Regions from separate parts of the Homo sapiens genome. Here region 1 is linked to region 2. A link is a contact called in ENCODE Hi-C or POLR2A ChIA-PET data. All regions are on one chromosome and are shown on one strand. The core of a region is the stretch at or near the end of the contact, and the rest is flanking DNA. Distances in the headings are between cores, read along the strand shown.

Evidence for each region. A loop is a pair of places that touch in the nucleus more often than their neighbours do. ChIA-PET counts read pairs that join two places held with the same protein, here RNA polymerase II (POLR2A). Pooled maps may share reads with other maps.
Region 1: a pooled map shows a loop between it and region 2 (3-fold over the local background). The contact joins two enhancer-like sites. A Hi-C loop is called at or near these places in 1 of 37 single-sample maps with no recorded cell type and 2 of 50 pooled maps. POLR2A ChIA-PET finds 5 or more read pairs at or near these places in 1 of 52 experiments (T-cell).

Annotation. Positions count from the first base shown.
Region 1 is chr17:55,574,618-55,578,470 of GRCh38, forward strand. No RefSeq gene overlaps it. Among named protein-coding and RNA genes, the nearest start is that of SMIM36, 65 kb to the left of the region's middle. RefSeq lists enhancers at 1,397-2,596, 2,276-2,345. Within about 2 kb of position 2,579, at least 29 of the 41 ENCODE cell types and tissues checked have a DNase peak (open chromatin) inside an H3K27ac peak, as active enhancers do.
Region 2 is chr17:55,236,896-55,240,351 of GRCh38, forward strand. No RefSeq gene overlaps it. Among named protein-coding and RNA genes, the nearest start is that of HLF, 26 kb to the right of the region's middle. RefSeq lists a silencer at 1,308-1,777. Within about 2 kb of position 1,561, at least 27 of the 41 ENCODE cell types and tissues checked have a DNase peak (open chromatin) inside an H3K27ac peak, as active enhancers do.

The DNA of each region.
Region 1 (3,853 bases), core at 1,329-3,828, 340 kb after region 2:
AAAATTATATTGAAGATTCTGTTGCTAAGCTAAGCAGTGCCCTCTGAAGATTGTTGCCTTGACAAGGATAATCACTCTTGGAGGAGTTAGACATTGCAGAGGTACTTGATGGGTGACCTGCATGGGCCCTTTCTCAGAGCCTTATTACCATGTATTTTTCCAAACACTTAGTAGAGATAAGAGTTGGCCTCATAAACCTTAGTTATATTCATTAGGTCCTAGGCCAGTTTATTCTTTCATTTAGGAAATAGGTATTGAGTATAGACTCTGCATCAGGGGCTTTACTGTGTAAAATGCTGGGAGACCATGAGAATACCTGTCAGTGTACAATTTTCAAAATGTTAAAAACATAATTCTCATGAAAAACACAGAGAGCAAATGTCAAAGTTGTATTTGAGTCATTCATGAGGGATTCATCAAGATAATCAAGCCGATTCAAAGAAAGATATGGGGTAAAAAAAATATATGCTATATATACATATATGAATACATATGTACATGTAGAAAAGGAGAGAGAGATAGAAGAAGAGAGTCAGTTTAACCAAAAAAGTGCTGGAATAAGATTTCTAAATTGGATTAAAAAACAGTCAATTTCTACAGTATAGTAAAATCATAACTTTGGGGGTAATAATTCTGTCTACTAGACAAAAATCATTTACATATTATCAGTTTCCTACAAGTTCAACCTTAACTTTACAGAGTCTGGCCCTTTATTAAGGTAAAAAGTACATCAAATGAAAACCAGTTGACCCATGGACAGGCTTATTACCCAATGCTCTATGACATGGACAGAACACGCAGTCATCCTTCTTTCCTTATTTCTAAGTTTTGGGTGATCTTTCTTCACATGATGAACAAAAGCAGAGTCTCTACGCTCACGGATCTATCACCTAGTCACATTATCATTGCATTACTGATTACGCAAATACATGGAGATTTCAACTGTGTTGAGAGTTGTGAAGGAGGGTACACAATGGTTATAAGTGTTTACAACAGGGATTTTTCTAAGCAGGGGATCAGGAAGGCACCAGTGAGGAAGGAGACACCAGAGGGGGAAACACTGGGGAACACTGGGCAGCAGTGAACCAGATGGGCCCTCATTTCTTCCCTACCCACACATCTCTCCATGGCTTTGAGCACCATGTATGTGACGATTTCTCTCACACGTACACATTTAGTCCTTTCTCTCCTCAAAACTTCAGACCTGAGAGTTCACTTGGATGGCACACAGGCATCTCACCTTGGCATGTTCAAAGCAGAATTCTCAGTCCTGCTCACACCAAACATCAACCCTTCTCATAGCCTTTCTGTTTTAGTAAGTGGCACCACCGTCCCTCCAATTGATCAAAACAAAGGTTTAGGAATTCTTTCCGATTTTCCTCTTTCCCTCACTCCCCCTACCCCAAAGCAGTTTGTCAGTTAACACTGCCTGCTCCTCCCTTATAGTATGCAAAATCCACCACTTTCACACCACTACCCAGGGCCAAGACATCAACATCCCCTCTCTCGTGAACTATTTCAGTGTTTCCACCAAGACTTCATTCTCCACTTAGCAGCCAAAAGGTAAATCTCAGCTAAAAGGTAAATCCTATCCTGTCGCTCTTCTAAAATCCCTCCAGTGGTAACTGGAATAAAATCTAAACTCCTCCCACTGACTCACACAGCCCTACGACACCCGACATTCATAACTTTTGACTCAACTGTTACTATTTCCACTCCCACCCCGAGCCCCACCCCTAACTCCACTCTGGTCACACAATCCTTCTTTCAGTTCTTCAAACATTCCATGCTTATTCCCAGCTAATGGCCTTTGAGCTTGTAGTTCTCTCTTTCTGACATATTTTTCCTTGTTACTTTTGTCTGTCTGTCTCCTTTCGTTATCCAGATCTCAAGCTTAAATATTACATCTTTAGAAAGGTCTTCCCTAACCACCCAATCCAACCTACACCTAGTTTCTCTCCATCAGATCTTTTGACTTTAATTCTCTGCATGATGTCATCATGAGCTGCTATTTCTTCTTGTTTACTTCCTCTTTTTTCTCTGTCTGCCCTTCCCAACCCAACCCCTCCATACATGTCTTGAATTTTAGTTGTAACTCCAGTGCCTACAACAGTGCCTAACACATAGCAGGTGCTAGAAAATAATTTTTGAATACATGAACAAGCAAAGAGGGAAAGGACAATCACTCAGACAAAAGGAGACAAAAGGAGCATAAAGGACTGAAAAAAAATATTCAGCGTAGTGAGAAGCTGGGAGCACAGAGAGTAGGAGGGAGCAGGGTGAAAAGGACAGCGGAGAGCAGAAGCCTCCAGCCCACGCAGCACTCGGAGGGATTTTAAGGAGTTTCATCTTCATCCAAATACTAATGAGAAGGCAGACACAGGGCTGAGAAAAGGATAATATGCTAGTGATCTTGAACTCAAACTGAAAGAGACTTAATAGGAAAAATAAGGCCACTGCTGTAGTGATGGGCCCCCGGGTAGTCAGAGCAGAAATGCACTGACCCACATCAGTTCATTTCTCTCCCCATGGCACACACAGTCATCATCACTTCCAGCCTCGCCACCATGAAGTGAACAACAGCCCGTGGAATGAACTTTCACTTCTTCAAGAGCATAATGCTGCTTTCCAACCCAGGCCCGCCCTGCATGCGGTTTCCTCTACATACAAAGCTCCTCCAACTTCCACATGCCTAGTTAACTCCTTTTTTCCCCTTCATTTCTCTGCTGAAACCTCATTTCCTCAGGAAAAGCCTTCTTGGACCCTCTCCCCGCACCATACTGTGTCAGGGCCCACTGTTATAGTTCCCTGAACTGTAACTCCAAGAAATTACCATTCTTTCTTTCACAGCAGGAATCAGTATCACATGCGGTTGAAAATGAAAGCTGTTAGACTGCGTAGCATCCCACATTTTCTACGTGGTAGCTGTGTAAACATAGGCAAATTATATAATCTCCTTGAAGACTTCAGTTTCATTATCTGTAAAATAGGAATAATAATAGTCCCTACTTCAAAAATTTTTTTTTTTTTTTTGAGACGGAGTTTCGCCTTTGTTGCCCAGGCAGGAGCGCAGTGGCGCGATCTTGACCCACAGCAACCTCCGCCTCCGGGTTCAAGAGATTCTCCTCCTCTCAGGGGAGGCCTTCCCATGCCCCGACAGTGCAGAGATGCCCGACTGTGCAGTCTGGGTTTGGTGGCTGCAGCTGTGCCCGAGGGGGTGGGGCTCCTTCCTGCTCTGTGGAGTGGGAGGCCCGAGTCTGCAGCCATGACTTGGGCTGTTGTGGCTGCACCTGGGGAATTCCCTCCCCATCAGCTCGGAAGTGTTGTGATTCCCACTTGTTGCCAGCTCCACGGAGTGTGCAGCCCTGGCTGAGCTTCGCTGTTGCAGCCAGCGTAATGGCAGCGGCTGCCCCAGATGGGCTGCAGGCGCCATCATTAGCACAGCCCTCTATGAAAAGCATTATGGCTATTTCTCAAAGAACTAAAAGTAAATCTACCATTCAATCCAGCAGTCCTACTACTGGGTATCTACCCAAAGGAAAAGAAGTAGTGATATTGAAAAGACACCTGCATGTATATGTTTATGGCAGCACAATTCACAATTGCAAAGATAATGGACCATCAATTGATAAGTGGATAATGAAAATGTGTTATATATACACCATGGAATACTACTCAGCCATAAAAAATAAACAAAATGATGTCTTTTGCAGCAACTTGGATGGAGTTAGAGGCTATCATTCTAAGTGAAGTAACTCAGAAATGGAAAACCAAATATATATTCTGACTTCTAAGTGGGAGCTAAGCTATGGGTACACAAAAGCATACAGAGAGGTATAATGGACACTGGATA
Region 2 (3,456 bases), core at 311-2,810:
GCCTCCTGAGTAGCCGGGACTGCAGGCGTGAGCCACCACGCCTGGCTAATTTTTGTATTTTTTAGTAGAGACGGAGTTACACCATGTTGCCCAGGCTGGTCTCGAACTCCTGAGCTCAGGCAGTCTGCCCGCCTCAGGCTCCCTAAGTGCTAGGATTACAGGCGTGAGCAACCGCTCCCGGCCTCCCAAAGCTTTAGATGAAGCTGACACTATGGAAACCTTGGCAGAAGATTAGAAAGAAACAAGTTCCTGATGGCATTGTTTAGCAGGCAAATCGATGTATCCCTGAAATCCAACATCCAATCTGAAGTTAAATGAGCTTTACCGTTCAAGCCACTTAGAGTTGGACTTTTAGTTAACTTGCAACCGAATATAACCGGCACATATGTACTAACCACAGTGATAATAATATCTGCACTACAAACTCACAATCGGGAGAGTAAAAGCTAATCACATATGTGAAACTGCTGTGTCAGCTTTATTATGCAAGTATTTGTTGCTGAGAGCCTCTTGGTTAAGATACTTTCCCTCAAGAGACAGAACTTGAAAAGAATCTTAAAGATGTGGAGGGCTTCGGTTGTTCATATCGGGATTTTAAAAAACGTCTCAACTGTGTATCAGAAAGCTTAAGACATTAAGATTCAAGCTGAACAGAACAGGAAATGCGGCAGATACTGTACATGACAAACTTTCTAGGAGGAAATGATTTACATAAAAGCTGGTGCCCAGCACAGGGTAAGTGCTAAATAACTGTTTTTAAATGTTATTTGGAAAAAAAAAAAAAAAGATTAATCATCCATGGTACAAAATTTAAAAGTTACATAAGTATGGAGTCTCGCGTCTTCCCTGACCCCCACCCCCAGTCATCCAATATATTTTTCCAGAACTAGTCTGATCATAACATATATACATATATAATTTTTTTCCTCACAAATGTCAGCATCCCAGACACTGTTCTGCATCATTTTTTTTTACAAATCACATAATGTATCTTGAAGGTCTTTCCATATCAGTGTCTAGAGAGCAGAGTCTATTTGTTTTTAAGAGCTGCAGACAACTTCAAGTGTGGCCCAACCATAATTTACGTTTCTATGAATTTAACCGGTGTTATCGTTGGACATTTTGACTGTTTCTGGCCGTTTGTGATGTCCAACAATGATGTAATGATTATCCTTGCAGGGACTTCACTTCGCAGGAGCAGAAGCCCATTTGCAGGATAAATTCTGAGTTGCGGAACTAGTGATTTACAGGGCAGAGGTGCAGTCTTTGTCTTAATTTCTGAATTCACGAATGTTGAATGTGATGAATTCGTGGGAAGCCCCGCAGGGAGCCTAAGCAGCTCTCCAGAGGCTGTGGTTGTCACGGATGATGATTGCGGGACCCGCAGACTGAGTCTCCAAGCGCTCCGCCCCGCCGCGCCCCTCTCCGCGGGTCCCACCGCGGACCCGCCCCTGCGCGCCCCGGGCCAGGAGCCCCTAGCTGCAGGACCAGGCACGTGCGATTCCACGTGAGCCTCCCGGCCGGAGCGCAGATGGGAAGTGCGCATGCGCCTACCGCCTGGAAAGTAGGTCAGACTCCTCCTCTCACGTGACCTGCTCCCCTTAGCTACCCTCGGCGCCTCCCCGCCGGGGCGCAGCCGGGATGCGCTCGGCAGCCAACGTGACGGGGCTGGGCGCGGGCGGCTCCGCGAGCGCCCAGCGCCCGCGAGGATTTGCCGGTTCTCCTCACACCCGAGCGCTCCGCTCAGAAGTCGGGCGGGCAAAAGGGAGCGCCTCGGGAAGTATCTGGGAGCCGGGCTGGAAATGAATGGGGCCCGGAAGCGAGCTCAAATCGCTGACACCTGGCACCGGGCTGCGTCCACTTTCATGCTTCCTAAGGCAGTTCTGCCTGCAAGAAGGGAACGCGCATCGCCTTTCAGTAGATCACACCGATCGTTTGCACGTTTGCATTCTCAATTTCTGCACTATATAGGGCAACTCAGACATGAAAACAATCTTTGTAAGAAGAAGTGGAATGCTAATGGTTCCTGGAGTTTTGCAGGAATATTCCACCGGCCCCATTTCTAATCTCCCACTCACTCCCTCCCCAAAGACACTCCTACTAGAAAGCTTATCGGTAGATTTCTCACCTTCCACAAGAGACTTCAGGGGCGCTGCTGCTGCTGCTGCTGCTGCTGCTGCTGCTGGAGGCTGGAGGGGGTTGGGAGCAGGGAACGAAGGCAGGTCTGAATTAGCTGAAGCTAAATTCTATATATCAGAAATAATTTTATTTATTGCCCCATTGCTTTCTGATTTTTAACTTGTTGCACAAATGACAGACTCTGCCTCAGTGAGTTGCAATCCAGTGGAGGGCACTAACAGGCAAAATCATGGGTTACAATGCAGTGGGCTATACATGTTTTAATAGAGGTGTGCCCAGGTGTTATATAAGCACAGTGGTGGGTACCCTGAGTCTTGAAGACTAAGTGGGAGTTAGCTGGCAGAGAAATAAGGCAGAGGGGGTGGAAAGTGTTCCAAACAAAGGGAATAACTAATAGTTACATAATATTTTCCTCTAAGAAGTTTTTACTATAATTGTCTTAGTCATGCATATGGTTAGAATATGTATTGTTTACATTTATATTATTCTAAGACAGTCTTGAATGAACATTGTTGTGCATGAGGCTTCCCCCCTCCACTTTTAATAACCCCTAGGAGTGGGATTGCTATATAAAAGACACAAATATTTTGTAACTTTTGATAAAGTATTGCCAAATTATTTTCAAAAATATGTTGTACTCATTTGTACCAATATTTAGCCTTCAGTCAGTAAATTGCCCGTTATTTCAAATCAATGAAGCCTTATGACATTAACACTTGATTCATTAGAATATGCCAGAAATCATAATACACATGCATTTCTGCTTTATATGACCCATGACAAAAGTCTAATTGAATTCAAGTTTAAAAATGGGAAAATATCGGATCAGTACATTTCATTCTTACAGGGAACACCTAACATGGACAAGGTGGGAGGTGGGGGCAGGAGTGAAAGTGGGACAAACTAAAGCCTCACCAAATGCCTGTCTCTGATTGCTCTTTTCTTACTGTACGTCTAGGGTAAGAGATAAAGCAGCTCACACAAGCCAGAACAAGCAAAGAGGTTTTCACACCCCTCTGCAAATGTCAGAACAGTAGCAGAATCAAAGGGACCTAGGGTTTGACCTCTTCAGAGGTCACTTTAACTTGCAGCAGAAAAGCTGATCAGGTGTTGATGAATTTCTGGAAGCCTGCAAGCTTCCTAACTCAATTTCTGTTGGCATCTGTATCTGCAAGAAGAAAACAATACTGTGACATTAGAACATTTGTGACGAAAGGTAATGTAAGTAATGTGGACAATGAAAGGAGAACGTATCTTGGTTTTGCCTGTATTAAGCTAGATCACTAAGGAAATCTGAAGCATGGAACAGAGTTATAA